Regions from separate parts of the Mus musculus genome. Here all the other regions are linked to region 1. A link is a loop called in an ENCODE intact Hi-C map of the cell type or tissue named here. Cell type or tissue: heart. All regions are shown on one strand. Links, peaks and the distances in the headings refer to the core of each region. The heading gives the core; the rest is flanking DNA. Region 1 holds the start of Gabrb2 (gamma-aminobutyric acid (GABA) A receptor, subunit beta 2). Region 2 has its middle 110 kb from the start of Ccng1. Region 3 has its middle 170 kb from the start of Ccng1. Region 4 has its middle 54 kb from the start of Gabrg2. Region 5 has its middle 62 kb from the start of Gabra1. Region 6 has its middle 67 kb from the start of Gabrg2. Region 7 has its middle 52 kb from the start of Gabra1.

What was found. A loop is a pair of places that touch in the nucleus more often than their neighbours do. Peaks named below come from ENCODE experiments on the same cell type or tissue, not always from the same donor. Only the 100,000 strongest peaks of a DNase experiment are listed, where the experiment ranks them.
Region 2: it touches region 1 in a loop (4-fold over the local background); 8 of 42 quality-filtered maps call a loop at or near these places.
Region 3: a loop joins it to region 1, with 19 times the contacts of the local background. A loop is called at or near these places in 5 of 42 quality-filtered maps.
Region 4: it touches region 1 in a loop (2.8-fold over the local background); 2 of 42 quality-filtered maps call a loop at or near these places.
Region 5: it touches region 1 in a loop (2.3-fold over the local background); 2 of 42 quality-filtered maps call a loop at or near these places.
Region 6: a loop joins it to region 1, with 3 times the contacts of the local background. A loop is called at or near these places in 2 of 42 quality-filtered maps.
Region 7: a loop joins it to region 1, with 1.8 times the contacts of the local background. A loop is called at or near these places in 2 of 42 quality-filtered maps.

What each region holds. Positions count from the first base shown.
Region 1 is chr11:42,420,604-42,425,020 of GRCm38, reverse strand. Gabrb2 (gamma-aminobutyric acid (GABA) A receptor, subunit beta 2) reads right to left here and starts at 4,247. Exons shown (of 9, transcript NM_001362647.2): 1 at 3,595-4,247; 2 at 3,378-3,469; 3 at 2,373-2,440. The coding sequence starts at 3,671. Gm34591 (a long non-coding RNA gene) reads left to right here and starts at 3,806. Exons shown (of 3, transcript XR_388590.4): 1 at 3,806-3,985. In heart, for the core only: a CTCF peak has its summit at 1,553 (motif pointing right); no DNase peak of the experiment used is centred there; H3K4me3 peaks cover 706 bases; H3K27ac peaks cover 289 bases; H3K27me3 peaks cover 459 bases.
Region 2 is chr11:40,863,578-40,867,994 of GRCm38, reverse strand. No RefSeq gene overlaps it. Among named protein-coding and RNA genes, the nearest start is that of Ccng1, 110 kb to the right of the region's middle. In heart, for the core only: a CTCF peak has its summit at 2,111 (motif pointing left); no DNase peak of the experiment used is centred there.
Region 3 is chr11:40,924,998-40,929,414 of GRCm38, reverse strand. No RefSeq gene overlaps it. Among named protein-coding and RNA genes, the nearest start is that of Ccng1, 170 kb to the right of the region's middle. In heart, for the core only: a CTCF peak has its summit at 2,088; no DNase peak of the experiment used is centred there; H3K4me3 peaks cover 375 bases.
Region 4 is chr11:42,052,880-42,057,296 of GRCm38, reverse strand. No RefSeq gene overlaps it. Among named protein-coding and RNA genes, the nearest start is that of Gabrg2, 54 kb to the right of the region's middle. In heart, for the core only: no CTCF peak of the experiment used is centred there; no DNase peak of the experiment used is centred there.
Region 5 is chr11:42,243,054-42,247,470 of GRCm38, reverse strand. No RefSeq gene overlaps it. Among named protein-coding and RNA genes, the nearest start is that of Gabra1, 62 kb to the right of the region's middle. In heart, for the core only: no CTCF peak of the experiment used is centred there; no DNase peak of the experiment used is centred there.
Region 6 is chr11:42,065,409-42,069,825 of GRCm38, reverse strand. No RefSeq gene overlaps it. Among named protein-coding and RNA genes, the nearest start is that of Gabrg2, 67 kb to the right of the region's middle. In heart, for the core only: a CTCF peak has its summit at 1,791; no DNase peak of the experiment used is centred there.
Region 7 is chr11:42,232,404-42,236,820 of GRCm38, reverse strand. No RefSeq gene overlaps it. Among named protein-coding and RNA genes, the nearest start is that of Gabra1, 52 kb to the right of the region's middle. In heart, for the core only: no CTCF peak of the experiment used is centred there; no DNase peak of the experiment used is centred there.

The sequences.
Region 1 (4,417 bases), core at 1-4,000:
GGTAGGCCTTTGCACTAGATACAATACAAGCCTCATAGTGAGTTACCAATGGGGGCCTGATTCATCTGTTGCTTCCAAGTGAATAACCATATTTTGAAACAAAATAGTAGTTATATGTGTTACAAAACTGTTTTGGAGGATTCATTTTAGGTCAGTAAGACTGGAAGCCCAAAGTGTGGCTGGACAAATGCACTGGTGTCAGCATTAAGCTAAGAAAGGAGTCTGGCTTGGAATTTTTCACACCTGCTTCAAATCATTAATGCTACACTGTTGTCCCATTTACAAGCTGACATTTATTTTTGCACTTTCGACATCCCATGACTTCTCTGCAACAGTAAATAGCTCAAAGTGATTACACCCTGCCTCAGCTGGATCTATATTTTGACTAGCAGGTCTTGGCATTGTGTCCACCTCTGATCCCACTCCAAAATGGTACATGCAGGGGGAAAAGGTCAGTTGAAGTTTCTGAAGAGAACAAAAGGTTTAACACTCTATGCCATGTAAGGATATAATACCCTCAAGTCATTTCCAACCTATTTTAGTTACCTGGAGTCATTTTGTGAGCATTGCTTTATCTCATAAATATTTTTCTATGAGATACTTTGTGATGTCTTTAAAAAGCAGTTAGTAAAATAAAGCTTTATTGGAAGAAGATGAGCAAAAAATTTAAAATAATAAATGAGATACAAGTCTGACCAAGCATATGTAGAAAATATAAAACCTTAATTGATTTCTATTTAACTTTGACATTAGAAATTCAATTTAGAGCCAAGTACCTGGGATTGTAGAGGTACCCAGGTTAGGACACAACTTCAACATATTCAAGTCATCCAATGTTATCTTTCTTCTGTGTTTGTGTATCATACAATAAAAATATTCCCAGTTATTAGATTATAAACTTTCTGTTATTAAACCACTGCTAAGTTAGTTGATGATCCCCCCAGAGTCTCTGAAAAATGCTCAGAATCTTATGATGCCTTTAGATTGTTATTGCCCAGCATCTGTAACTGATATGCTAGATGCCACTTTGAATTCTGGGAATATGAGAACTTCTGTTAAATTTAGGTGAGAGCCAGGCTAAATCCTAATACTTCAAATTTCTTGAGTTAATTAGTATGCCCTAAATTTTATGTCCCAATGGCTGGCTTAGAAGTGTTTGTATAAAAGCTTACACATTTCATCTCTGTCTTTAATTATTTGTCCAGTCTCAAGACAGGAAGACAGGAGGATGTCATAGAACAATATGAAATGGGCTGTGTGCTATCAGATCTGAAAGGACTGCTGGAATATTAAGGCTCACTTGATCTAGATACACTGCCAAGAAGAAAAGAGGAGAGGAGAGGAGAGAGGGAGGGAAACAGGGAGGAATGGAGGGAGGGAGGGAGGGAAGGAGGGAGAGAAGAAGGGAAGGGAACAGCGAAGGAGGGAGAGGAAAAGAGAGGGAAAGGGAGAGGGAGAGAGAGAATTTACAGGAGAAATGTCCCTGAGTTAACTGGGGGAATCTGGGACACTTGTCCTTGTCATGTTATGTCCACAGTGCTCCAACGTGGGCAGCAGGGGGCGCTCCTGCATGAAGCATACCCCCCCAAAAGTGCTTCCCTGTTGGAGAACACAGGTTCTTCTCACACCCCTCTCTCTCTTCTTATCCTTTGTCCAAAGACTGAGTGTTGCTGACAATAAGTTGTGTGTGCTTGGTACACATAATGATTAGTGTTGCAGGAGCAGTAAGAAAGTACACTTGGTATTAATCTTGCCTTTTTGGATAAAGACTGGCCAGTTTTTTATTTGATTTCAGTGGATTAGCAGAAGGGGTTAAAGGAGATGGAAGGTGGTGGGAGGGGCAGAGATGTCAAATGTCATTAAGTACTAGGAATCAATTTCCTAAAGCAACAAGTGGGCATCAACACCCCAGAACTAATTACTTAGTCACTCTGTGAGAGTTTAGTTTGTATGATAGACTTCCTGGTAGGTTTTTGTTTGGTTGTTTTATTTATTCATTTATTTATTTAGTCACATTTAAATGCTCCTTTTACCATGACTAAGCCCCAAACACAGAACTGTAACTCGACAAACTGAGGCTTTCAGGAAGCTGTGAGAGCCATCACTTCTGCAGGGGGCCTTCCAGCATATTGCTGCCTGTACAAGTGAATGTGTGAGATACTTTACTCACTCTGTATTGGATCCAAATTGGGAAAAGTGCAAAAAACCAGCAGTTGTTTTGTAATTACACATGCCATGAATTCCAGAGCAATATACTATTCTCCTGTCCCCACATTATACACATATTCAAACATACTCCACCCCCCCCAGCAACTGCACAGCCCCCACACAGTCCCCATTATAGAGACGTATCTATGAGCATTAATACTCACCATATTGACCTCAGAAACCATATCAATGCTGGCAATATCAATGTTCATTCCTACGGCCACAGGGGGACCTGCAAACCAAGATGGTCAGCCATGTGACTTCTCAGAACTTAGTCATTCATACGAAGAGTTGTCACTGGGAACTCTAAAGAAACCCCCTCTGTAGAGCTAATCCATATATTCATTACTTTCCCATATCTTTGCAGTATGAATGTGGGGATACTCTTCTAGGAATATGCACACATGTGCTGGTCAGACAATGTTGCCAGCTCTGTCTACACATGTTGATGTCTCAGCATGTGAATTCCTACAACTCACAGAGCCCTAGGGATTCGTGTAGATTGCATTGAAACCCCCTCTTTTTTTCCCCACCCACTTCTGTGTGTAGGTTTTAACTCTTTAATTCCATTAAGAGTCTGAGCAAAATTAAATGGCCACACTAGCATATCTGGGGCTCCAGGGAGAGATGCCCCTTTTTCCTCTGCTATCTTTATTCTCAATTCCCCAGAACCCCTTCTCCCCTATGCCATTCGCATATAGGGCTGGGTGGAATCCCGACATGAGCCACTTTAAACCATGGCCAGAACTCTTCTAAAGTAGATGGGCACAGAGAGTTGAAGCCACCTCTCAGCCAACCGCCTGCACACTGTGTCCTCAAAAATACTCACATTATAAGACATCCCCGGCTGGGCACACTGTTAACTAAACTTAAGAGGTTTGTATCTCAAGAAACCTCAGACTGGGAACAAAGATGTATCACGGTGAAGGAGAACGAGAGCGGTTACAAAGTCTGGTCACACTCTAAGGGGGTCTTCTTGAAAGACCTCTCAAGTGCTGGACAGAAACTGGCTTAAGTTTGGATCTGTTTCTCAGCAAGGTAAAATAGGAAAACATTCTATACATCACATGCGCCCACAACTAAGGAGAGGAAAGAGAGTGCACACAAAGCCCAAAAGACAGCTTGGGCTGGAGCTGGGCTGTTTCTTATTTGCAAGGCAATCCCATTACCTCCAAAATCTGGTCTCAGACGAATGTCATAGCCTTTCAACAGTCTGTCCACCGTCTCTTTAACCAGCGACATATTACTAGGGTCATTGACACTAAAGAAAAAAATGACAATAACCAGGAATGAATAAAGAAGACAGCACGGCATCTTCAACAGCCCTGCTCACAGAGAGGTATGCAGACAGAGCCCTGACAAGTGAGAAAGGAAAGGGACACTTACCTCTGAGCACAGACAGCGGCGATTATTAAGGGAAATGACCAAATCCCAAAGTAGCCCCTTTTCCGGACTCTCCACATCCCTTTAGGTTCTGGTGGGATTGAGGGATTCACTGAAGAGAGGAGATCCAACTTAGTCTGCCCAGTGCAGTAATTCTAATGTGGAGCGCATGCGCACGGCGTACCAAAACATCAAAGGGGCAGCGGCGGCTGCCGGGGACCGAGATTTCCTTGTTTAAAAAAATTAAAGGGGAAAAAGGAAAAGAAGCATATATATGTGTAATATGTACATGTTTGAATAATATTAAACTACTACCCCAGAAATGCATCCAGAGTAAAATCTTCGTTGGTTTTTTTTCTTTCTTTCTTTAAGACAAAAGCAACCAGAGCGTCTGGTAAGTTTCTGTTCTAGGAGGTAGTTGCACCTCACGACGTGGTGGGATTTTAGAGAGAGGGAGAGAGAGAGAGAGAGAGAGAGTGTGTGTGTGTGTCCCCTTAAATATTAAAAAGAAAAATAGGAGTAGGGTGTAGGGAGGAAGATTGGTTCCTGAAACCCTTCTCCTCCCGGTCTAAGCCAGTTGAAAGGGGCAAGGAGTTGAACTTTATTTCCTTAAGAATAGCAATCCCCTGCCTGGGACAAGCGGAGGAGGTGGGGGTGGGGTGGGAGCGCTAGGGGTGGGGAGGGGAGCAGTGGGAACCAGAGTCCGAGGAGGAGAAAAAAAACCAATGGGAGGAGTGCTGAGCAAACGTTGGATTTTGAGCGAGGGGGGGTGGGGGTGGGGAGTGGACTGTGAATATGAAAGAATCGGAATGGCTTTGAGAAGAAA
Region 2 (4,417 bases), core at 310-4,309, 1.6 Mb after region 1:
GGACCAAGGGGAGCAAAGCAGATACTGGCCTGAAAGCCTACTCCCCGAAGATTAGCTGTCCTGGTGCCATACGGCCCTATGCAAGCTTCCAGCAGAGTGAAGCAAACAGAAGTCCTACCTTTGTCCTTAAAGACAGAGAAAAGGAAATTATTAAATTCTCTAAGTTGGTTGTCAGGTCTGTTCACTTCACAGCAGAGGCTTAAAGTGAATAAAAAAGTACCCTGTGAACTTGAGAGTTTCCCCATGTAGTGCATATTGAGAAAACTAACTTATCTCGAAACCAAAAAAAAAAAATTACAAAACAATGATGAGTGACTTAGTTTGCTTTTAATGCCGTGATAAACATCATGACCTAAAGCCACATGGGAGCAAAGGCTTTACTTCATCTTGGATACAGTCGATCCTGAATGGAAGTCAGGGCAGAAACTCACTGCAAGAACCTGGAGACAGAAACTGAGGCAGAGACCAGAGAGGAGTGCTCCTTACTGTTCAATAAGCTTCCTTCCACAACTCAGGCCCACCCACCCAGCGGTGACACCTCCCATAGTGATACAGGTCCTCACATACCAATCATCCATCAAAAAAAAAAAAAAAATGTCCCACAGTCCTATTTACAGGATGAAGGGGATTTCTCATTGCGATTTCCTTCTCCCAGATGTGAGACTCTAGCTTACATCAAGTTGACAAAAAAAAAAAAAAAAAAAAACTAACCAACACACTAAGTCATATAAACTGGATTATAGATGTAATAAAAAAAAAAACTCAGGAGAAAAACAGATTAGTAAGGGCTAGAAGAGGGAAGCAAGAGGGGAAAACTTGAAAGATAAGTAATCATTTGATAGCCAGGAAGAAGGTCCTGGGAGATTTAGACAACGCAATAGGCCAAGGTAAGCAGTAGAGTGAGTTACCATTGTGATTGCCATCCAGCATGCACATCCAAGATAGATGCAAAAGACATCCTGAGAACTACAATGAAAACTTAATAATTCCAGTGCTACTGGCCTGAGGCAGAATGGAAGTAGAACAAGAAATCAAGTCTTTTCTGCCTGCTAAGTCAGTAAACTTCAAAAGCAGGGGCAAAAGGAATTCTGCCAACTCCAGGACATCCTAGTCTATGTAGCAAGATCCAGGTCAGCCAAGGTTCCTTACTAAGACCCCATCTCAAAAATGAAAAAGAAAGAAAAGCAAGAAAATGAATTCTAGAGTAGTATGAAATGACCTCAGTTGCTAAGTCCAGCCAGGTGACAGTATTCCATTTCACAAAAGCAACGGGAAGGCCCACCCGAGCTGCCAATGAACTAATGAGTGGCTTTCTCACCAGGAACAAGGCTGAAATGGCTGCCATCTAACCACTAATAGATCACAGAGCGGAAGGGATGTGAAATACACAGTGCAAACCCTCGCGTACACCTCGAGGTGTCGGGAATGTCATGTGTGGTAGTAGGCTAGCCATAGTTGCTGAGAATGACCTCTAGTCTGTAGAAGCAGAGCTGCCCAGACCTGGAAAGACCTGAGGATTATCTTCTCCAGTTCTAGCTGAAGTCTGGGGAGACGGGATGACCTGCCCCAGCTCTAGGAGGGATGCTGAGCCGGATGGTGTTTCACCAGATTGCTAACCTGAAGAAACAAGCCACCAGTGCCCTTGAACACGCAAAACCCGTGCTGACTCAAGAATCCTATTTGGAGGATTGCTGAGTGTGAGCTGCCTCTTGTCAGGAGGCCCAGATGACAACGCCAAAATCTGAAAATAGTAGTTTTCAACTCTGCACAAACCACTGACAGAGCAGAAGTTGGACAAAGACCACTATGGAGTTAAACTTCTGTTGCCCAGCTTCCTCCAAACTATCTTTTTATCTTAACTTTCAAGGCCAAAAAAAAAAAAAAAAGAAAAAAAAAAGAAATTCTGCTTTAATCTCCAGAAGTAGTAATAAAACTCATTTTAAAGCTATTATATCTTTCCAGAAGATTCTAGAATTCCCCATCCCTAGAAATGCATGCAAAAATCATTTCACAAAACACTTGGTGTTGTTCCTAATAAAAACAGTACCACACTTGAGTTGGTGGGGCTCCAATTAAGCAAGCTATGTTCTTCTACTGCCCCCATCTGGCAGATGTTGGTAAAAGACAGACTGCATGGTCTGTGTTTTAAGAATCTGCTCTAGTAAAATCTCTCCGGTCCTCATAATTCCTTCTCTCAAACCTTGTAGATGCACAGTTGTAGGGGTAGCTTCTTTGCCAGAAACTTCTACTTATGATGAGTAACCCACGAACAGTTCCAGGATTCTGGAAAGATGATAAACAAGAAAACTGCATTTTCAAATGTATTTTCATCTAGCAAGAACTTGAAGGAAGAAACAGAGCTTTCTCCTTGTCTTGTAAGAATAGATAGTATGGGGCTGGGCAGATGGCACTCCTGATACTCCAGCACTAGAGAGACAGGGACAGAGGCTTCACTGCAAGTAAGCTCAGCCTAGTCTATATAGCAAGTTCCAGATTAGTCAGAATTACTTCGCAAGCCAGACCCTATCTCAAAACACAAAGAGCAAGCAAAGGGAGCGTCAAACAGAGCAATTCTCATCTGATGAATCCAGCCAAATCACAGAGTCCAGGAAGTGGGATACAAGCTGCACCAATGTGCACCTGAGCTGCCATCCTGGTAAGGCATCAGAAAGGAAAGATCAGGGTCTACAGCAATTGTGTGCAGAGTACAACTGGCCTCCGATATCTTGTGCTTCTTGGAAACGGCTTGAGGGCTGACTTGGAGCAGTGTAATATGTCTCTATCCAGGTATCTGTCAGTTCTGATAAGATGCTCTATGCCACAGTAACAATCCATAAAATCTCAGTGTCATAATCCAGGAGAAGTTTATCACACAAATCCACACGGCCAAAGCTCCAAGTGTTTATCACGCTATAATGCACTTGTCTTTTTTCATGACAGACTATAAGCTATTTGGAAGTAGAAACTGGGTTTAGCTCTGTACTGTATCTCTGACATTTAACTCCTGAAGCACATGTGCTCTGAGAATATCAGTCGAACAAGAGTGTGAAACGAGAGTTGAGGAACTGACAAAAGGCAGATCCATAAGGACATCTTTACCAGGAGCTTTGCCACTCCCTTCTGCATCTTCAGATCTTAAGTGGGGATGGCGAATCCAGTGACAATTCTATACTCCAAAAGCATTCATTGGCTTCCCTCAGCCTGTGATATAGGATCATATACCCGGGTAGGCAAATGTGAATTAACGAGGAAGGCTGCCAAGTAGGTATCCATAGCAGCCAGAAGAATACTTGTCCTAGAGGCGAGACTGATAGATCTGAACACACTCCACATCAGCCCATACAGACAAGACTGCTTGGGAGCTACTGGAGAAAATTACACTGTGGCAAAGGAACAGATGTCAAAAGGGAATAGAGTCAAGACCTTGTAAATATGTCAGTGATTTCTTTTAATGGGGGTAAAATATTCCATCTGGAATTGTAAAAGGAAATGAAAGTGAACAGACAACAGAGTCAGAGACAGCTCCAGCTCCTGTTGTTAGGAATCCCACATGAAGACCCCACTGTACAGCTGTTACACATGGTAGAGGGCCTAAGTCAGTCCCATGCATGTTCTCTGGTGGACAGTTCAGTTTCTGGGCCCCTATGGGCTCAGGTTAGTTGATTCTGTAGGTTTTCTTGTGGTGTCCTTGATCCCTCTGGCTCCTTCAATCGTTTCGTCACCCTTGCACAAGATTCCCCAAGCTCGGCCTCATGTTTTGGCCGTTGATCTGCGTCTGTTTCCATCACAGACTGAACTTGGGCTGTAAATAGCTATCTTGAAACTTCTCTCCTAAAGACCGGATCATTTTTCTCTGCTTTTTAGCAAAACCTTGTATGCATTATGATCCAGGCTGTGTATGCTACCAGGCTACCTTTGGCTATCTATATCACAGAGTAAATACAAGAAATCCTCCATAGAAATATTTATGTGTTTTTTTTTTCTTTATTGTCTTTAAGACATGTATCACTATGCTGCCCAGTCTGGCCTTGAGCTCCCAAACCTCCTGTCTCAGACTCCAGTGTCCCCTATGTAATTCCTGAAGAGTTTGTGTCTAAAGTGGAATAGAGTGTTTATCATTAAATTATAAAAAATACCCTGGGATGAAAATATCTGATTGATCTTATAGCTTAGTAAGAAATATATCCAGAGCACTTTATCCATAAATAAGATGTTATAGTAATTTTATTAGTAATCCTGTTTCCATCCTTGCAATTTTAGATTAGATAGTGGCTTATAATTTGTACTGAAAACAAAGCATAAATCTACTACTGCTGATTTCTCCTTTATGGCTAACCCAAGGCACTGATCCTGGATCCCCGGAGTAAAGCACACCCCAAAACACCCTCTCCATGGTCGGAGGTAGTACTGCACTGCC
Region 3 (4,417 bases), core at 144-4,143, 1.5 Mb after region 1:
TGAATTAGAAATTCATGCACCAGCCATGTTTCAGAAACACATTTACCCAAACCTTCAAGGTACCATTCATTTTTTTATTGTAAACAATTCCCAACCCAGAAACAGATTAAGAACTTGAAGTTTCATTTTATGAGACAATAATAATTTTGTTATGAAAATAAATTAGAGTGTAATAAAAGAAAATTTAAACAGTCTCATTTGTGGTGATGAAAGGAAGAATCATTAGCTAAATTAGTCCAGCAAAATATTAAAATAATTACCAATGGGTGAGGCTCCAGTAACACAGATGTGGCTTAACATTAGAAAATGATACAGAAAACAAAAAACAGTGGTTGTCTGCTCTCACAATTTTACATTGTTCTCAAGATCTTACTCAATACCAATAAACTAACAAACTTATTTAATCTTGGAAGCTGATACTCTTGTATACTCAAAGATGAGATTTCAACAAAAATAAGTACTACAGATGATACAGCTACTCACTGTTAAGTGAGTTGCCAGCCAGTCTGTCCTTTCGATGAGATGTATGTAAAAGTAGATGTTACGTAAACTTAAATGGATACTGATAGCAGTAAGCCTCCGAGATGACAATTACATCTGGTAAATAAAAGTTACTTTTACAAGTGGGGTCAACTGTCCCCACCCCCACCCGTGTGTGTGTGTGTGTGTGTGTGTGTGTGTGTGTGTGTGTGTGATTATTTTTAAAGAAATCATTTGAAAACCTTTCTATTCTTTCAAATTGGGGAAGATACACATAATAAAACAGAAAAACTATATCAAAAGAAGAGAAAGAACACCAAGCCAATTAATTTGAAATAATAGTATAAATAATACAAGAACGTGTCTGAACAATGTGAAATGTAGCGGAGAGCCCCACATAGCCCAACACTGCGTTTTCAGCAATAGTTTTGTCAAGATGATGTCGTTGTGTAGCTGTTTCTCTGCACTGAAAACTTCCCTCTTGGGCAGAGGAAAGGTTCATGAGACTCCTTAACAACTAGGACTCAGAGCACAGCTCCTGGATGCTATCTGTGCAGTACCCATTGCAACTCCTCGGGTAGCTGCCTGCAAGTTGCTCTGGGAACTCCTCTAACACAGTCCATGTGAATCTCGCTCACTTAAGGGAAGGGCATTTACTAAAGCAACTGGCAGAGCTACCCCAACGTTTGTAAGCTGGACTTAAACTGACTTCTTGTTTGTTTGTTTGTTTGTTTGTTTGTTTGGTCCAAAGCTTTTATATCTGAGGTAATCAAAGAAAGATTCCCCAGGAGAAGTTAGTTATGCAACATCATGCTCTTTTCTGCCATACCAATAAGCAAAAAATAACATTTCGATGAAATTAAAATTCATGCAATGTGCTTTTTAATTCAGACTCTGCATTTATCTCAAAAAAATAAAATAAAATCTGTTTTCTGTGTTATTTCTTACAAATGTATGCAAAGCTTTGATTACAATGGAAATGGCACACAAGTTGGAGTTAAGCTGATACAGGATCAAAACCCACCTCTTCACTTCAATATGTGCATACATTACTAAATGTTGTTGGCCATGACCTTCAGGGGGTTCTAAATGGAATGAAAATGAAGTAAAACTTGTGAATTTCTGGGTACAGCTGCTCTTCTGATACCTCTTGTCTTTTCCATTTCGAAGCTGATCTGGGTGGAAAACACTTTAATTATTCCTTAAACCTAAAGAATGCTAAAACATAACAGAAAACAGCAAAAGATATCACTCGTTATACATATGATAAATCTGAGGCTGGGTAGAGATTTGAATCCAAGGGAGAACAGATAAAGTAAAACATTCCCCCTCTATCATCCCTCCTAAAACCCAAACTACAAGATAATGAAAAGGAAAGAGCTCGACTTCCAAACCTCAACGGGGCTCCTGGCCGAGTTTATCATATCCCGTTAATTTCCATTTACCTAGGCTCCACCACAAGCTATGCGAGGTGGCAAGCCAGCAAGTTGGATGAAAAGCGACTCCTTTTTTTCCTCTTGCTTAAATTGCTCCGTGTCCTTTTGCGAACTACAAAAGCTTGTATGAAAATCCTCCTGCTGAGGCCAGCTCTGGGACGCAGCTCAAGGGCTCCACCTTCAGTCGCAACGGAAAAGGAACCATTCAAAACCATTCCTTTGAGTTCTAAGGAGACAGATCTGGAATGGTTTTATTTCACGAAATGCAAATCCTACAGTCTTTGGTTTTGTTTTGTTTTTTACAAATAATATGGGCCAGACACTTATCTACTATGCACAGTAAGCCAGATAATCTTAAAGTGTGCAAGACTGACTATAAATAACTCAAGTAAACTGGTTGCTTAAACTACCTCATGGTCTTTCATGTCTTCAGGACTCCTGTCTGCTCTTGTGTTATTTAGCTGCAGCACTAGCTGATAAGCTTTTCATTCCATTTCTCCTATGATATTTACTATTGTTTTGTAGTGAAGGAAATGTTATTTCTTACCTAACATACCTGTTGATAAACTGCCAGTAGGTTTTGTTTTTTTTTTTTTTTTTTTTTTGACAGTTTCAATAAGTATATTGAATGGAATTATTCTTGGAAGAAATATTCTACCTTGACAAATGGAAATGATTCTCAGCTCTATTAAAAGGCATTGCTTAAAGGTTAAAGATTAATTTTCCAAGAGGCACTGGTATGGAATACAACAGACAAAAAAGAAAAGAAAAACACAGAAAATTAGTCCCATAATTCCACAGAATTAAACCCCCAAATTGAATTCCCACTTAAATTAAACAGTTTATTTAGTTAATCTCAAAATGAATGACTCCATGTTTTCTATTAAACATATCTTGTGGGGTTATACTTGAGAACAGTAACTAAAATGTTTAGATGTGTTTAGAGATTTTTTTTTCTTCCTAATGGGAAATTAAACTTACACATTAAAACTTACAGTTTTCTATTCACCTTATAATAGTGTTTTTTTTCCTTTTTTCCTTTGTTGGGGCCCCAGACATACCTCTAACAAAAGACGCCATAGAGAAATGTGAGTTTTGTGCCTCTCACTACTGTGAACGAAAATTACTGGAATTGTTGACAGAGATTAGAGATTAGAATTGCAACCTGTACAGAGTTTGGGATGTTGAAGATCCAAAAGCTAGTTATCACATCTTGGGTTAGCAGTTTTTGTCCACCTTTGTGTCATAACTAACATCTTGTAACTAATAAATAGAAACATTTGGAATTAATTAACTAAAAGTACTACTGGTGTGCACTGACCCAAAAACTAAGAATGTTATCAGGTAACATCCTGGGGGTATAGAAAAGGTTTCCCCCATCTGACTCTCACCACCTCTCTGATATATCCACCAATTTATTTTAAACTTGTTTGAATTTGTGTCTTTCTTTGCTCTGTGAATCTATAAAACTCCTTTCCCATTAGAATATGACAACTGGCAACCTAAATCTATGTTCCTGGGATGTGGTCACTAAGAATGGCTTCAAATAAACTAGCTTTTCTCTTTTAGATGAGAGCTGTGGCTTTTGTATCAAAACTGGTAAGAAAGAGGGGATTACTACTCTAAGAGAGCAAGAATTCAAATAAAGTTCAATTTTTATGACCCAGAGTTTTCATGGTCCTTATGTATCTACAGACTCTTTTAAAGGAGTAAATATTTGAAGCTCAGGGTAATTTCTTCTGGCTGAGCTTCATAACATTCACAAAATATCTTCTATTCTTCACAGTGATCCAACGGTTTGGTTCTTTAATGAGCCCTTGCTTTGTTGTTGAGAAGACAAAATACAAGTAAATCTAGTAAATTCAGCCTGGAGGCACACACCTGTAAACTCAGCACTCAAAACCTTGAAGAAGGAGAATCATGAATTTGAGGCAAATCTGGGCTACAATAACTCCATGAGTGGATGATAGAAGACAGACAGACAGACAGACAGACAAACAGATAAAATAAGGGAGATAGATGAACACAGAGTTATGTCGGCGGAACTAAAATCAAAACTCTTAATACCTACAACTATGCCCTATACAGCAAGCCTTCTATTAATTCTGCATGGACACATCCAATTCAAAATAAATATTTGAGTATTTCTATTTAACAGACATTATATTGCATGAAAATGCAGCATGGGCATGCTAGGGTAGATCTCTAAGAACTAAGAACAATTTCACAAAGGCTGGGGACCACCGTATTGGAGAGCAAGTGGGAAGACTGCTGAAGGTGTTAGACAAGCTCTTAAGTGAGACACAGCTGCATTCAAACCCCAGCTTCACTACAGCCTGCTGGTTAACCTAGGTCAAGTACTCAGCATTTCTAGGCACTATTTTTTTAATAAGTTGAAAAGAGAAAACACCAAACGGTTCTCTGTATTAGAGCTGCTGCATTAAATAAAGAAAATATCTAATTTCATATATATATATATATATATATATCAACTCTGTCAA
Region 4 (4,417 bases), core at 190-4,189, 370 kb after region 1:
AAACAATTCTCAACAATAAAAGATCTTCTTGGAGAATCACCATCCCAGACCTCAAGCTGAATTACAAAGCAATCGTGATAAAAACAAAGAGTGATAAAAAGGAAGATTATATTTTATGTCCATTCCTTTAAGAGTATAAAGCTGTGTGCTTAAGGTACCTGGTTTTCCAAGGGATCTATGGGTACAAGGATGTTTGTACTTTGTTCCCAACTGGTCTACATGCAGGTTCTTGTGCCATTACTATGCATGAAGTCAGGAACTGAGTTTCCTATTTTTGTTCTGGGATGTTTTGATTATTTAGTCTTGTATTTTGACATATTTTCCAGTTACTTCACTTTTTGCACTATACTGCAAAATGTCAAAGTAAACTTACATATTCATCTCTGTATGTAGATTAATCACGACATTGTTTACTATTTTACTATACCATATTGTACTATCATCTTAGGTACCTATCAAGATATAGACAATTGAGTCTCTCTCTCTCTCTCTCTCTCTCTCTCTCTCTCTCTCTCTCTCTCTCTCTCTCTCTCTCTCTCTCTTTCTCTCTCTGTTTGTCTCTGTCTCTCTCTCTCTCTCTCTCTCTCTGTGTGTGTGTGTGTGTGTGTGTGTGTGTGTGTGTGAGTGTACACACATGCCCATGTTTACTTGTGTATGCATGCAGAGACCAAAGGCTGATGTTATCTCTGCATCACTCTCCACCTGTTTAGAGACAGGGCCTCTCACTGAACCTGGAACTCAATGATTTGACTGGATCTGATTGACAGCAAATCTCAAGGATCCTTCTGTGTCCATCTTTCCAGAATTCACACCCCAAGTGCATGCCACCACACTTGCCTTTTTTTGTATGGTTTCCAAGGATTGGGCTTAGGTCTTTATTGTTCACCAAACACTTTATCAACTGATCCATGTCCAGTGACTTCTCTGAGGTCTTTCAATGGTGTTGCTCCTGGAAGAGTGAAGGACTTTAGTCTCTCTGTACTTCCTGAGCTGTCAGTGTGGACATGCATCTTACTTTATGGTTTCTATGGGTTGAAGTTTGGTCCTTATAGCATGGCTAGGCCTGGAAAGTAAGGATATATTCTTAGTAACTGAAGTTGTGATCAAGGGTGGAACTATATCAGCCAGTGAGGCCAAAACTGAGTTCCATTTTCTCTCATTGGTCATTTTATTCCAAGTCAAATTAGCTTATCTGTTTGTTTCTGTTTGTTTATTGCTTGAAGACAATTTTATTCACCCTTTCTACTGCTTGGAATTCTCTTTCCTCAAAATTTCACAGGACTGTTTTGTCCCTTTCAGACCCTATCTTGAAACTGCACTGCAATACACACTGCCGGGCACCCCGTTGATCAATCATCCTGTTGGATAATATTACCTTAAGACATTTATAAAGTTAATAGTGCATTAATATCTGTCTTTACACCAAAAAACAAGCCTTCTCTAATGTCAATTAGCTAAGGGTGCTTCTACTGTATCCCCACAACTCAAGTTGCGAAGGACATATTGGAAGGGCACATCAATGCCTCTGAGGGCCAAATCTTCACATCCACCCGCATGTGTACCCAATAAAAAAGGAACACAGACAAACAAGAAGCAGAGAATGCCAGATGAAGTTCAAAACTGTCTTGCCCTTGAGTCACTACACAGCACTATTAGAACCAAACAGAACAACTCACTCTATCACTCATGAGTTAGATTGATGTGTCGCCACTTTTCAGGTTATAGTGGAATGGGACCAGGGCTACTGTATAAAATGTAACCCTAGGACTGTGGTTTTCAACCTGTGGGTCATGACCTCTTTGGGGTGTCAAACAGCCCTTTCACAGGGCTCACCTCAGACCATTAGAGAACTCCGATATTAATATAATGATCCACAAAAGCAGTAAAATTACAGTTATGATGTAGCAACAAAAATAATTTCACGTTTGGGGGGTCACTGCAACATGAGAGACTATATTAACGGGTTACATTAGGAAGATTGAGAGCCACTGGCCTGTGGAGTGACAAAGGTAAAGAAAAACGCTGCTCTCTGCTCTCAATTAATCTGGTAATTGAGGGTACTCTGCCTCCAGATGTGATAGGAGGCAGAGATAAGCCAAATAGTGTATTATTAGCCTATCTTCTTTCAAGTGAAAGGGATGTTTAGAGTAAGAAAATAGCAATATCGCCTCAATAGCTAATCAATTTTTTTTTCATTGAATGAATTTGTTTTCTGTCTGCTTAACTGCAAATGACAAAGGGGAGATAGAGATAAGAAGGGGTTTTCCTAGGTTTGCTTAAAGCAAATAACCTATTTTCTGGTCCAATGGTTTCATGCTAAAGCAAGCTAGCATTTGGGGCTTGTTGGTGAGGTGTGAAGGCCACAGAAACAAGTAAGAGTTAACGTGTGTCAAAAAGCCAGATGAAAGCAGGCCTGGTGCTTCTCCTCCAGCCGCCCATCAGCTCTGGTCTTAGGGCTGGCTTTCCATTCCTTGCTTCTTTGTAGCAAGGCTTCTGTGCTAGAAAAGACAAACAAGTAGAATCTAATCTCCTCATTCAATTGCACTGAAAAGCAGTTCCCCCCACTAAGGCCATGGGTGTGCAATTAGCTCCCTTTGAACATGTCCCTGCTTCAAGAGAAATCAGAAACTCTCAAAAGGTGTGAGGAGAGCCAGGGAGTTTGCAGAGACCTTGCACTGCTTTCTATCTGAGGAGCTTTCAGTCTTCCCTTGTCAGATCTAGATTCCAGTGTTTAGCGTGTGGTGCCTCCATAAAATGATTCTGGGATTCAGCCTTTGTAGCAAGGGCTTTTCTTAACGTTCAGAAAGGTAGTGAGGTTAAGTTATTAGCCTTTACAGACACAGCATCATACAGAAAAGGATGCTGAGTCTGGAACTTGGCTTGGTGGTTTTTTTTTTTTTTTTTTTTTTTTTTCTGACTTTGATTCTTTGCTTTGATTATGGGCTCATATATTTATTTATTTAGAGAAGGGTCTCATTCTAGACTGGCCTGAAACTCATGGAATCAAGGGTAATCTTGAACTTTTGAGCCTCCTTCCTCTATCTCCCCTCATTGGCATCACAATAATAAACTGCTCTGTTTGATTTGTGTGCTACTGGGGATCAGACCCAAAATGATGCATGCTATAGGTAAGTTCTCATAAGAGAGTCACTACCTCAGTTCTAGCATCTTTAACTTAGTATTTAGGAGCAGTGCCAAAGTTCAGTCTCCCCTCCCCTCCTTCCCTTCCCTCTTTCCCTCCCCTCCCCTGTCCTTCCCTCTCCTCCGGTCCCCTCCCCTTTTCTCTTATCTCATCTCCTTTCATCTCTTCTCCTTTGCCCTCATCACATCTTTTCTCTCCTTCCTTGCCCCTCTGCCTTGAGGTAGGATCTGATTATGTAGCTGAAGCTGCCCACAAAATCATAACCATCTACCTGGTTTTACTTCATAAATACTGGAATCACAAATATGAGGCAAAACACCAAACCAGAAAACAATTTTCAGGGCACTGTGGGGGTCATAAACTAATAGCAATAACATGTTAAACCTCTTCAGTTAACATAAAAGGAGCAATGGTGGTAAAGAGTGAAGGCCAGCATGCTTTCTGGAAGTATCTGCTCATTTCCTCAGGCTCTTATGTATACATGGAAAAACCTCAGATTTTCATTCCATATGGAAAAAAATTATGAGTCAGATTTGTGTTTGTGATATCCACCACCCTTGGAGAGTTATTAAATATCACTATGTAGAATTTCCTCTTTTGAAAAATAAGAGAGAAAGAAATAAATTTCTTGCTTTTGTTTGAAAAGTCAGTGCTAATATTTTTTCCTGGAACTTTCTTCTTTCAACAACAGCCTCTCTGGAATGGACCATATCAGTGTACTTAATCTTCAGACATTCTCCATACTACTTTACATTGGTTTGCCACAGCTACAATAACTACGATAACTACCATGTACTAGTAATGGTGCTCATAACAAGTGCTAAATAAATACTTATTAACTTGGAACTGTAGGTTTCTATTAGGAGTTATAAAAATACAGTTTAGTAAAATCAGTTTTTCTTCATGGTATCTTAGGCAATTACTAAATTAAGAACTTATACTTATACCTAGATTAGGTATTATGTTAATCATAGGGAACTAATGAGCTGAAATTAACACAAATTTCATGTTGAAATGATACATACTTTGAGCCCTGACAGTTATGGTTTTTAACTTGTTGTTATAGGAGTTTTACTTGACTGTTATTCGTTCTTCTAGCTTGGAGAGAGAAATGTGAGTGTCAGATTTCCTAGGACTGTTGCATAATTGCTGTAATAGCTGTGAAATACCTAACTTGGAGCATAATAGCTACCAATCAGTTTGGTTGGCTCTTACAAATGCAAGCAAGTGATGATCTATGCTGGAGATTTTAGGTATGTTTTTTCATTTAACTTC
Region 5 (4,417 bases), core at 172-4,171, 180 kb after region 1:
GCAATGTTGTTTATATAGGGGAGCTGACATGAACTTATAATTTTGAACACGTAGGTACCGCTCCTTGGCATACCCAGGAAAAGATTTGTACTTTGCATACATACAATTAGACACTGCAGAGATTTTTTCTTTCCAGAATTTTAAAGTTTGGTGGAAACCTACATTGAATCAGAGATTATCTTGAAGTAACATATGTGGGAGCTGGGCAGAGAAAGCACCAAGTAAACAAAGTTCTCAGGATTCCTTTATATTATTTTAGAAATCTCACATTTCACATCTCAAAAATGCTGTGGAACTCCAGAAGGACACATGTGAATGCATATCCTCTTGTAGAATATAGAACACCTGGGTCTGTGCTCTTTTTACTTTATTTTTAACATGTATGTTTGATGTAAAAACCATGCTATATGTTACCTCTGTTAAACTTAATATAAATTGTTAGTTATGAAACTTCCAGAAGCCATAACTAAGTTACTCTCCTTTGCTGAATTAAAAATCATACCACAGGGCTGGTGAGATGGCTCAGTGGGTAAGAGCACCCGACTGCTCTTCCGAAGGTCCAGAGTTCAAATCCCAGCAACCACATGGTGGCTCACAACCATCTGTAACAAGATCTGACGCCCTCTTCTGGAGTGTCTGAGGACAGCTACAGTGTACTTACATATAATAAATAAATAAATCTTAAAAAAAAAAAAAAGTTGTTAAAAAAAAAAAATCATACCACAATCTAAAACATTGAACAAGACTATAATAGTGTTACATGTATGGTAATAGAATTCTAAATATGGCATACAAATGGCTTTGATTTATTTTCCTTCCTCAGTCATATATTTCTGAATGATGCTATTTCAAAGCTCATCTTATATTTGTGTTTGTATAGAAGACATTCATTAAAACAATTGAACATGTCTCTTTTTGCTTCCTTTGACAAGACTGATAAAATATTTATTGACCATATACTGTATGCTCTGTATTTAAAACATTTCTGAAGAGTATGATGGCTTTGACTTTGTGAAATGTACTAGTTATGTGGAAGAAAATAACTACTGAAATAAACACTTCATTCCAAATCAAGGCATCAAACTGTGATGTGTATACAAAAAGGGAAGCAAAAACATATGTGAGTGTATAAGACAGAAGCCTCCTAAGTGAATGTTACCATAAGAACTTGTAACTAGAATCTAAATGCTCTTGTCTGTCAAACTAAATTTGTCTGGGGAGTGAAAATTTTCTGGATGTAGAATTTATGCAGATTTATGCAAATACTTTACATCCTGACTCTTCACACCCTTTTTCACATCATTTCTTTATTGGCCTCCTTGCAGTTAAAATAATGTTTATGTCACAAAGGCTCATGACTATGTGACCCAAGACCAAGGCAGAAGCTTAGAGTCAGTATGACATCTTTTCGTCTCTATGAATCTCTTACTTTTCAGATGGTTAAAAAAAGTGAATATATTTATTATAAAAGTAAATGCTCTCTACTAAAAGCACTCTGCTGTCAGGTAAGCCAATTCTGACTTAAATAATTTGACACCATTTTATTTATGCCTATTTTATATTATTTCTGTGAAGTATATTTTTAAATGTATACTTTATTCCTACAGAGAAAAGTGCACAGGAAACTGTACATCTGAGCCTCAGCTATTTTGAAAAGGTGGTGCCTTAGAAACCAACTGTAACCCATAAATTAGTAATTTGTAGAGTTTTCAATTACATCTAATTTAATATTTAAAAGTATATATTTAGAGCAGTCTATTTTGCTTGCTTATTCTGCATTTGTTTGTGTTTCCATTCTTCAAAGCACTTTTCTCTTTGTATTCCTTTCTTGAATTGCAGGCCACTTCTCATTATACTTCCCACTGTAAGGCTTACAGAAAATTAAAAGACGCCTACACAAAAGGAATATAAAGGGATGCAATCTGTGGGGTTATAAGTGGCATCTTTTTACTGTAATAAAACAAGCAAGGAATAAGTAAAACCGAATTAAACTGAAGTCCATTAATGTGATATAAAGCAACTAATAAAAAAAGATTCAAAGGATTTAACTGTCAATCTTTGGATGGTGTCCTATTGTGCAATGGATGCTTGGTTGATTTGGAAACCTTGAAGTGCCCTTCAGAGAGCCAAGGTTGACACTCCTTCTACAGCTCTGTAGAGGAGAATAAAGATTTGACATATCTGTGTTTCTTTTGCATTTACATGACTTCAAGAGAAGGAAAAGGCTGTGAAGCACTGAAGTAAAGACCAACTCGAAACACCTTATTTATACAGTTGTGGTTTGTTTTCATTGCTCTGATCTCTAAAACAGAAGATGTGGGTTGAAGAGAATGGAGAAGACAAAACAATTGTAAAAGTGTAAAGACTGACCCACTACTCAGGAGTCAAATCCCTTCTCCATCATGGACTTGGTTAACAGACCCGTGCACATATGAAAAATAGCTGGCACTGGAGGATTTCAGAAACTCATGGGCTAAGTGTTCTAAATACCACACCAAATCATCTTCTCTTATAAGCAAAAGAAATTTTACCCTAAACAGCAAATAAGTAACAAATACCGAGATGCAGTCAAAACACTCTAAAATTTAATAGAAGCCTCAGAATAGGGCTGGCTGAAACTATAGGAACACTTGGTGCATTAATTTACCTGATACTATAACAGACACAATGAAGAGACACTTAGCAGTTTTTGAAAGTTTTAGAATCTATCCCCTCATCCTTAATTTGCCACAATTCAAGAATAGTTTTAGAGCCAAAGAGATTTCATATTGTTTAAAATCATCACATAGTATTACTAGTCACTAGGAAGGGCCCGGTATACGATAGCAAGGTAGAAAACATGCATTTTGAGACTCTGATAATCCCTTAGTAATTGTTGTTATGAATAATATACTCAGATGGAACATAATATTATACTTCATAGTAGAGAAAGACTTCAAAAGTCTACTACTGCAACTGCTCTGCTCATATTCTTGGGAATTTCAGCTTAAAATACTTTATTGCATCTGGATCATCCTCATAACTAGCTCAGAGTGATCTGTCATTTGGGGTAACAGGTAATGATCAATTGGGCAGAGGGTACAAATGGATTTCTCTTCACTCTCTTCATAAATGCAGCTGACACTCCTTAGTGACAGAGTATAAATAGATCACATTATATAAGGCACACTGAGGGTTTTTAATCTTTCAAAAGAATTAACATTGCACACAGCATTATTATTTTAGAATTTCCTACACACAGAACATAGTGTTCAAAATCTACCCTACTGATAACCATGAAAACAGATAAAGCAGAGTATGAGAATCTGTATTTTGAAAGACTTTTGTGTGTAGATGTAAACTGAAGTCACAGATGTTCTGTACAATGAAGGAATGCGCATCTGGTTAACTGATGTTCCTGTTTAAGAGTCTAGCGGAAGCTACTCTGTACTTGTATAATGATGGTCATTTTGAATGACTTAGGGAAAGGACAGATTGCTCTTTGTCCAGACACAGGAAATACAGCTGTACTTACAGCACAATTTTTAATTCTCATGAATTAAAGACTTAACTGCATTATTACATGCTAATATTGTTGATAAAGTAGACTACATTTTTCGTGCAAGCACTTCTCATTCTCTTGTTGACATGCCTTAGAAATTCATGACTTATAAAGACATCCATAGCTCACAGGGTTACCAGTGGTTTTCCACTATTTGTTGCCCCTAAAGTGTCCTTTCTGTGTGTCAAAATTGATGGGTCCACGCCAATCAACACATTAATGTCAGTTCCATGCTTCTTGAAGGAATAAGCAGAACCTTTGTGCTTATCTTTCTGGAACATTGTCAGTGGCACACCATACTGGAGATTTGAGGGGAGACCCTGACCCTCACCCTGCAGATAAGGGCCACAAAAGGTATGTGTTTTCTGTTTAAGTTACTAGCAATCTCATCACACTACTCCAGACATTTCCTCTTGCTGATAGCATCTTATGAGCAAGCCTTTGTCCAGTTGCTGCAAATGACCTTGGAACATCACGTGAAATCATTAGAAGAATTGAGAAATTACTTCTATTGCTGTATTGCTTTAGCAGCTTTTCCACTGTGCATGACACATATGCATTGTGAATACGGAAACACTATTAGATAGATTATTTTCTCATGTCAAACATACCTTAACAAATGTTACAAATGTCTGAGTATATTAACTTCATATTTTTTTTCTTTCAAAAAAATACATGGAATAGCTCTTTAGAAAACATGAGGCCACAAGAAAGAGAAAAAGAATATAGAAAATAACATGAATGTTGAATGATTCTTATTTCATAAATACAATCTAGGGCTGACTGGCCATGTAATTAGGCAATTAATTAGGAAAATTAATTAGCATTGAAAGACTTTCAGCTTGTCTATGCATTGGAGAATTTCTCAGGAATCTT
Region 6 (4,417 bases), core at 183-4,182, 360 kb after region 1:
TTTATGAAATTCTTAGTCAAAGAGGTGAATCTGGAGGCTATCATTATGAGTGAGGTAACCGAATCACATAAGAACACACATGATATGCACTCACTGGTAAGTGGATATTAGTCCAGAAACTTAGAATACCCAAGATACAATTTGCAAAACACATGAAACTCAAGAAGAAGGAAGACCAAAGTGGTCTTTTTCCTTTTTAGAGTGGGGAACAAAATACCCATGGAAGGAGTTACAGAGACAGTGTTTGGAGCTGAGATGGAAGGAAGGACCATCCAGAGACTGCCCCACCTAGGGATCCATTCCATAAACAACCACCAAACCCGGACACTATTGCACATGTCAGAAAAATTTTGCTGACAGGACCCTGATAAAGCTCTCTCTTGTGAGGCTTATGCCAGTGCCTGGCAAATACAGAAGTGGGTGCTCACAGTCATCTATTGGGTGGAACACAGGGCCCCAAATGAAGGAGCTAGAGAAAGTACCCAAGGAGCTAAAGGGGTCTGCAACCCTATAGGAGGAACAATAATATGAACTAACCAGTACCCCCAGACCTGTGTCCCTAGTTACATATATAGCAGAGGATAGCCTAGTAGGCCATCAATTGGAGGAGAGGCCCTTGGTCTTCGGAAGATCATATGCCCCAGTCCAGGGGGAGTTGCAGGACCAGGAAGCAAGAGTGGGTGGGTTGGGGTACAGGCATGGTGGAGGGTATAGGGGACTTTGGGGATAGCATTTCAAATGTAAATGAAGAAAGTATCTCATAAAAAAAAAAGAACACTTACTGTCTCAATTTTGTGTATGTAGTTGTTTTCTCCCTTTGAGGAAAACCTCCTCATCCTGAGTTAGTACCAATGAGACAATGAATCCTTTTCAAGGTTACTTACAGCTAAGAAATGGATTAACTCTGTGCAACATTCCATAGTCCCTGATGAAGTCCTGTCTCCTAAATTATAGTACTCCTTTGGTTTCCTCTTGGGAACCAACTTTCTTCCCTTGAATATTTAAACATTACAAAAACCCCAGTAATTTGTATGCTAGTTTGAGTAAATTGTTTCTTTTTTCACACACAAACTACAAATGCTCCCTTTTTAAAGTGTCCTTTTGCTGTAAGATGTATATCTTACAGCAGAAATCATTTAGAAACATTCCAAGGAAATATTTTTATTTTTCTTCTATTTATTTTAGGACATATTTCAAGATGACTTTTCTTCTTCAAAAGAGAAGCACAGATCCAAATGTGTCTAAATAATCAGACATCTAAGCTGAAAATGTTGCTATTCCATTCTATTCACAGCCAACACTAATGGCTCTATTTGTTCAATATCTTCACTTAATTGCTAGCCTCCCCTTCCTAACAGAACACCATGTAAAGGTGTGTAGGATACATTATACCCAAAGTTGGATAGGATTATGAGCCCACAATGAATTTGACAGACCAGTTAAAATATCATCCTCTTATTCTTTGCAAAAGAATGTTTTATTTATCAGTTGCCTCAGGCTAACTGAATTGGGAAAAAAATGTCCACAATTATGTTAAGTCCCATTCTTTATTTTATTTTATTTTATTTTTTCCAGCTCTGTTCCTATTAAAAGTGTGGCTTTACCATCAGAGGGAAACAGCACCTTTTCTCAATGGTATAATTGGAGTTATTTTTTCCAGTGTCAAAAAAAGTTTGTCTTGTTGGGAACCATTGCACCGACTGTGAATGGTGAAGCTGTTAAGCTTTTACTATTTACTCTTTATTCAGATTTTAGGAGAACCTGAGGACCAAACTGCCTTCCTTCCTCATTACCTCCATCAGGGGGAGCTCTGACAGTGTTTCGCCTAGCTGGGTTTCTCTTGGCAAACTACAAGCTAGTCATTTACACAGCTCTTTAAAGTGTATTGAACTTTAAAAGCCAGAACACACACATTTTCTGTCCTTTCTCTCGCTGTGTCACAGCATGGTGTCGATTTTTTTTCTTAAATCGTTTTTTAGTATGTATCTTACAGTTCAGGATATGTTTTATCTCTGTAGAAGCATGCTTAGTGCTTCTTCCTGGGAACTCGTTTTACACAACCAAGAATGAAACCTTGTCAATCTAGTTTATATGGACTGCTCTAACAGAGGACGCTAAAGACTCTGGTTAGAGGCAGGAAATAAGGCAGTAATGACGGAACTAGGCAAAGCAGAGTTTCTCCAGTATAATGCCCTGCTGATTTTCATGTAAGACAATAAATAGATATATACACATGTAATTGAAGCAGCTCTAAGAATTAGCTTTAGTACTTACTCATTTTGAAATGTTGAGTGATGTAACTAAAACTTAGATGAAGAATCTACCAGGATCATACAGCTTCTAACGGAGAAGACAGGCTCTTCCCCAAAGGACAAATGTTTATTATGCAAAATGTACACAATTGTGTCCCATTTTACTAAACAAATAGTAAAATGAAGGAAAAACTAAGGAAGTCATACTTTTTATTTCGGTGTTCCTTTTTAGTGTCAAGAAGTACCTAATTCTTTTCATTTAGTGTTCTTTTCGCTTTTGCTAATATTTCAGTTTTTCCTGTGCAGAATATTAAGTTCCAGCAAGGATGGAGGTAAAATGAATGAACAGAACGGGCAATGATGAGCGAAGTGCAGGCAGCTGAGAATCACACACTCAAAGGACACATCCTTTACCAAGCAAAATAACACCTCAAAAATACAATGCAGAGCACACTAAGATACTGCTGAGTAAGAAAACTGACAGAACATTTCTGAATTTTGCTTCATATCACATGTATTTTTCCACATTCTAATAATCAAATGAAAAATGAATTGAAGAAAGGAGCTTTTCACTACTGTGTTCCATTTTGGTGCATATAGAACCTAAATGAATACAAATCAGGTTGAATATAAAAATAACCTCAGGTTTGCACAGGCGGAAGATTACTGTTTATGCATGTGGTCTGTATTATTCCTTTCTTCCCTTCTTATCTTTGAGCATCAAAGCAACAAGTATAGCAAATTCCATAATAAAATCTGGACATCATTTTTGAAAACCCATATGCCATTATGTTAAATCATTCACAAGGTCATTTCTTTCTTACTAAGCATTTTCCAAATTGCTTAAGTAAGACTCAAAATTGCCCTTCCTTCCAGCTCCATCCCTTAGAACTTCGTTTTCTCTAAGTATTCTGACTGGTCTCCCATAATCTTTAACTTGCCTTCTGTATTAAGACTTCCGTGCACAGGCCCCACTCTGCACTACAACCCAGCCATCTCTTTGCTCTCTTTAGAATGCACCCTTAGGTCACCACCAATGCTCAGTGTTTTGCTCGGCACCACCATGCATCTACCATTCATGGTCTTCTATCAAATGCAGTCATTCTCCAATTGTCTCTAGAAATAAAATTTCAATAACAATCCATGTATTACTCCTTGCCACCCCTGACTCTGAAAACAAGTTTTTAGTGACTTTTCACATCCTCCAAGGGCCACTGGCTCTTCTCCATCTAGTATTTCTATCAGGCACTAGGAACAAAATAAGTAGAGTTGATTGTTGTACACAAGGACTCAGTAATGGGAAAGGTTGACAAATGGACTACTGTAATATTCAGGAATACTGAATATTGCTTGATACAATGAATGATGTCATAGGTTAATAGAGATTAAAAACCTGATGGATAAATATCAAGGTAGTAGGAAATCTATACTTCACACACCTAAGGGATATTTGATAAAATGTACATGAGAAACTAAAGTACAAATATTAAAAGGCAGTGAATGAGAAAAAGAATGTATTAAAAGATTTGTCCATACCATTGGAGATTTATTTTAACCTAAAAAAGTAGATAGTTTAATCCTAATTAAAATACTTTCTGCTACAATAGATTTTAATTGGATGTTTTCTCTTCTGATAATTGCATAATTTTTCCTCTTCTGTCATCTTTTTTTTCTCATCAAAATTTTATGCTACAAACTAACCAGAACACAATTCTTAATTACTCATATTGTATCTTACGGTGTTATTATTGACAATGATATGGCTGTGCTACACATCTTAATTATTATTTTAAGAAGTTGGACAGTTTCATCTTGTACTTAAAATGTTTTGCATTTTTATTTATAATACATATTCTAATTTTAAATATTTTAAATATTTTGAAATAAAGTAGGAATAGCTACAAAATTTGTTGTTCATTCTGCCCATTTCCATCAGGCAGATAATCCTACCTAATTATACTGTAATGCATATATTTCACATCAGCACTATATGCTCATAGAGAAGTCTGCATTTTCATCACTCATGTGTTAGTGTGGCTACCGGCACATTTGCAGTGTAAAGGAAACACAGGGGCAGAGAGATGTTCCTGCCACAAGCATGTCATAGGCACTTGTAACCCTTCTCCCAAATCCTTAAACTGCAATCACCAGTCAGTGCTACCCTA
Region 7 (4,417 bases), core at 96-4,095, 190 kb after region 1:
GGAAGTATCTAGGGAAAGATACAGACATCCTGATAACGCAGAAATCCTTTAAGTCAGCTGACAGATTTGGTGATAGCCAAGAGATAAAGTCAGTGATGGTTATCACCAATTAGATGTGAACGCTAGGAAGTGATAGAGAACTGAGGTCTGGGGAGAAGAATAGATAATAGTAGATGGCAACGCTGTGAAACCACACAGCCAGCTCAGGTCACTTTGAGATCTCTTGTTATACGGGATTCCAATATAGTCCTAATATAAATCTATATGAATAAATTTGGAACTTTGTAAATGTAATAATCAAGGATTAAAAAAACAGAGATTCCAATTGGAGAGATAGCTTAGAAGTTAAGATTTCTTCTTGCTCTTCCATCAAACCAGTTTGGTTCTCAGCACCCACACTGGGAGACTCACAGCTGCCTGTAGTTTCAGTTCCCTGGGATCCATCACCTTCTGGATTCTGTGGGCATTCCCCTATTTTCACAGAGACACACAAACACACATACACACACACACACGCCTACCTTCACACGTGCCTACATACATGCATACACACACATGCACACACATGAACACACATACACACACATACCTATACACACACATACCTATGCATATACACACACATGTACACATGAAGAGACACACACTACAAATGAAAATTGCATCCTCAAATCACACAAATGGATAATAATCTTTATTTAAACATGTCAAGTGACACATAAAAGGTAAAAATAATATTTGGTGAAAATGGGAGTCTAAGAACAATACATGCTTTAAGAATGTGCAGAAGACAGATCTGTTAGAAGACATTGAGAACACCCATTGTTTCTAAAGAACCATGGCAGTGAAACAAGAGTCTCTGTTTCAGAAACTCAGAATGCACAGAGGTCAGCTTCATCTGCTTTACAGATTCCCTGGCAAATGCGTTGTTGTTGTTGTTGTTGTTGTTTTTGGTTTGGGGTTTTTTTTTTTGTTTGTTTGTTTTTGTTTTTTGAAACAGGGTTTCTTTGTGTAGCCCTGGCTGTCCTGGAACTCACTTTGTAGAGCAGGCTGGCCTTGAACTCAGAAATCTGCCTGCCTCTGCCTCCTGAGTGCTGGGATTAAAGGCATGTACCACCACCGCCAGGAACATATATTTCTTTTTTTTATCTGTGTTGGTTACATTGGCTAAGGAGAGAAATATAAGAAACTGTAAATAGCAAATGAGATAATATTGGTAAATATTAGACTGCAGAAGATCAGATATGGACTACTATCTTGAGAACTGATGATGTTTATTAGTTTGGGTAGGGGGTATACTGGAATGGAATGTTAGAAGCATGTCACAGAATGAAGATGAAGTAAAGAAACTAGAGAATCAATCATAAAATGCCCTGCAGACTTGTGGACACCTGCTGCTATAACCTAAAATGATAAAAGTAAGTGTAGATTTTGAGAGGAAAAAAAGTGCTTTTTATGTGGATCTTTCTTCAGTTTATCTTGTTGGTTTTGATGCTGTTATTAGACTAAACTGAGAGGAAGGAAGGTATACTCATATCTGCTTGCATAAGCTTGTTCTAGTAGGTATTGTCAAGATACATTCTCCCCAAGAATCTTTGTCCGTATGTACAGGACCTAGCAGTTTCGGGTGCAGTGAATAAGTCAACTTGGGGAGTCACAAACTAGAGACATAAAATCATGAAAACCTGTGCCATTTTCTACAATGTGTATATTTTAGCAAAGAAAAGAGGTTGCTATTTCAAGGTCAAGCCCTGTAAATGGTATTTTAATATAAATGTCTTTGGTAAATTAATACTAGGGGTGTATTTCTTCATCCTAGCTAGTTCCCAATAATAACAGAGAGAGTGCAAGATTTATTTTCAAGCTTCACCTCAATATTTGAGCAGGCTATTGATTTATATTAGCCCCTAAACTATTCTGGCTACCACCCAATCAAAAATCTCAATAATACTTGAAATTATGTTTTCCTTGTTTCTGCTGAACATTCAAGTATTGTGTTTTCCTTCCACCTTGTGGCAGATCTCCTTTCTTTTTCTCTCTCTCTCCTTCCCCTGGCTGGCAGAAGCCCCGATGTATTCTCTCTTCTGCCCCAGTCATTGGATGATCAGCATTTATTGACAAGGCAGAGAATAAATGGTAAGAATTGTTTACACAGAGTTGTGACAGGTGATTCTGGACATAAGCATTGCAATGCCATGTCCTGATTGAAATAAGTTATGAGGGCCGAGAAATCAGCATCTCAATATTGCAAGGATATCCTTTACATAATGCACAACATTATCCTTACAAAACTTGCATCGTTTTCTCAGAGCATTGGTACCAGAGAAAGGTCCTAGTCATGTGCTAAAGCATCAGGAAGTGAGGATATCGTGAGATATTGATATTTGTGACTGGTCACCTGTTATGCTACTTCTCCTTAGCTTCCTGCACTATTTTCTATAATCTCCAATCATCTATAGCCATTCCACCTGAACATGCCAGACCTTGCTGATACCCTTTTCCTCCTTTCCATGCTAGCAAACTTCTGGTGCATTTTTACTTTAAGGGAAGTGACAGCCTCCCTGCTAATGAAAAGCATATGTTACCTATCCAAAATATGTCTGGTGTGCTTACCCACATGACTTTTATAAACAGGCATGAATCTCTTCTTAACCTCTGGCATCTATAAGTCTTCATGGGCATTCATCCAACTTCTTGTCATTTTCAAGGTCATTTTCCTTCTTCTTCACTCTGCTGGTTTCTTCTTTCATTCCTCTTACCAAAGACAGTCTCTCCTTCAGCCATGGTACAGATGTTCTTTGCAGCTTGTGTCCTTTCTTCTCACACATACTGTCCTCTGACTATATGGATAATTGATATTTTCTTCATCCTACACATTCACTATGGTTGCATTTTCTTTCTTGGGCAATCTGTACACAATATAGAGCTGAAGAGGTAACTGATTGTTCTGTTGGTTTATTTGTATTTTTTCCATGATCTGATATAGTATTTGAGTGGAATAGCCATCTGATGAGTATTTAATATAAAACAAATAAGACAGATGATAACACTTGACGTAGTAACAGTGATCTGTAATTGATGAAAATTATGTAATTTAATGAAAATATTTGAGGTCATAGAGCAAAGAAAGTAATATAATTCTTCCTTAAACTCTCACATTTGAAGACCAATTTTGTGGTAAGATAGAGGGAAGTAAACTTTTAATTAACTGAATCCTAACTACCTAAAGTTGTCAGTATCCTAAAGGTAATGATCTGTTAATGCTTGATGTTAATTAAAAGAAAAAAGTTTTAACTTTAAATGCATTAGCAGCTGTCTATATTAAATGTGATACCATTGCATGTTTTATATACCTGCTTAATAAAGTTCTTTGGGAGCTACCCCAGGCCTTGTCTTAATCTCATGTTGGCATGAGTCAACTCTAGAGAAGGTCAAAGGTTCCCACTTTCAATTTGGTAGACAACTATGTTGGAGCACTTCTGATCATTTAACATAGAGTAGGCTTGGAGTTTAGATGCTTTTTTTCCTCTAACAAGCACACAGAATATATACTGAGACTTCCCTAGATGTTTAACTAAAAAATACATACACTGGGGGCATTCACTTTTGCTTGGTTTCTGCTAATTGACCAACAGTGCTGACAGTTGATGACAACAGTCAGAGTCAATTGGCTACCAGTTGCAGAAAACAAAGCAAGAGTAAACTGCACACCCTTTAATGGAATCACTCAGTTCTCCCCTAAATATCCAGTACAGATCCAAGTTTACATTAAAATGGTTGCCGTGACAACAGGTTGGAGACATTTAGTATGCTGACAACATCTGAAACACATGCTGCACCTTTTCCAAATTGAATGTGTTCTTTAGAGGTAAATTTCCATATATTTCTATCGCAAATGATTACAATTCCCTGTTGAGGTCCACCTCTTCTGACAAAGAGCCTCTTGTAAGACTTGCCCAGTCATTATTGGCTTTCAACATCAAATCAGAGGGATAAGAAGATAAAGAAGATTCCTGGGACTCCAGAGAACCTGCACTACTATAAATGATAAGATTTGAGCAGCTCCCTGGGAAAGAGAGAGAGGCGACTACTACCTCTGCTCACAGTACTTCGGGAACTCTGTTACAGTAGCTAAGTGAGAAACATAGTTACATTTTCATTTTTTAAACAGTTAAGAGTATTAGTAAGAGAATGTGGGAGACTAGGAGCACTCTAAGCAGCTGAAGCTCACATGAGTGATGTTTCTGTAAAGCAGGCAAAATTCCTAAAGAATGATTATATCACTGCTATGCTAAACATAATTCAGTGGCTCTCCAACTGAGAAAAACACACAAATCTTTAAAGGGCCTTCCAAGGCTTGTACAAACTCATACTTCTACAGTTCCACTCAAAGAATTCTTTCCTTCTCTGCCTGTAT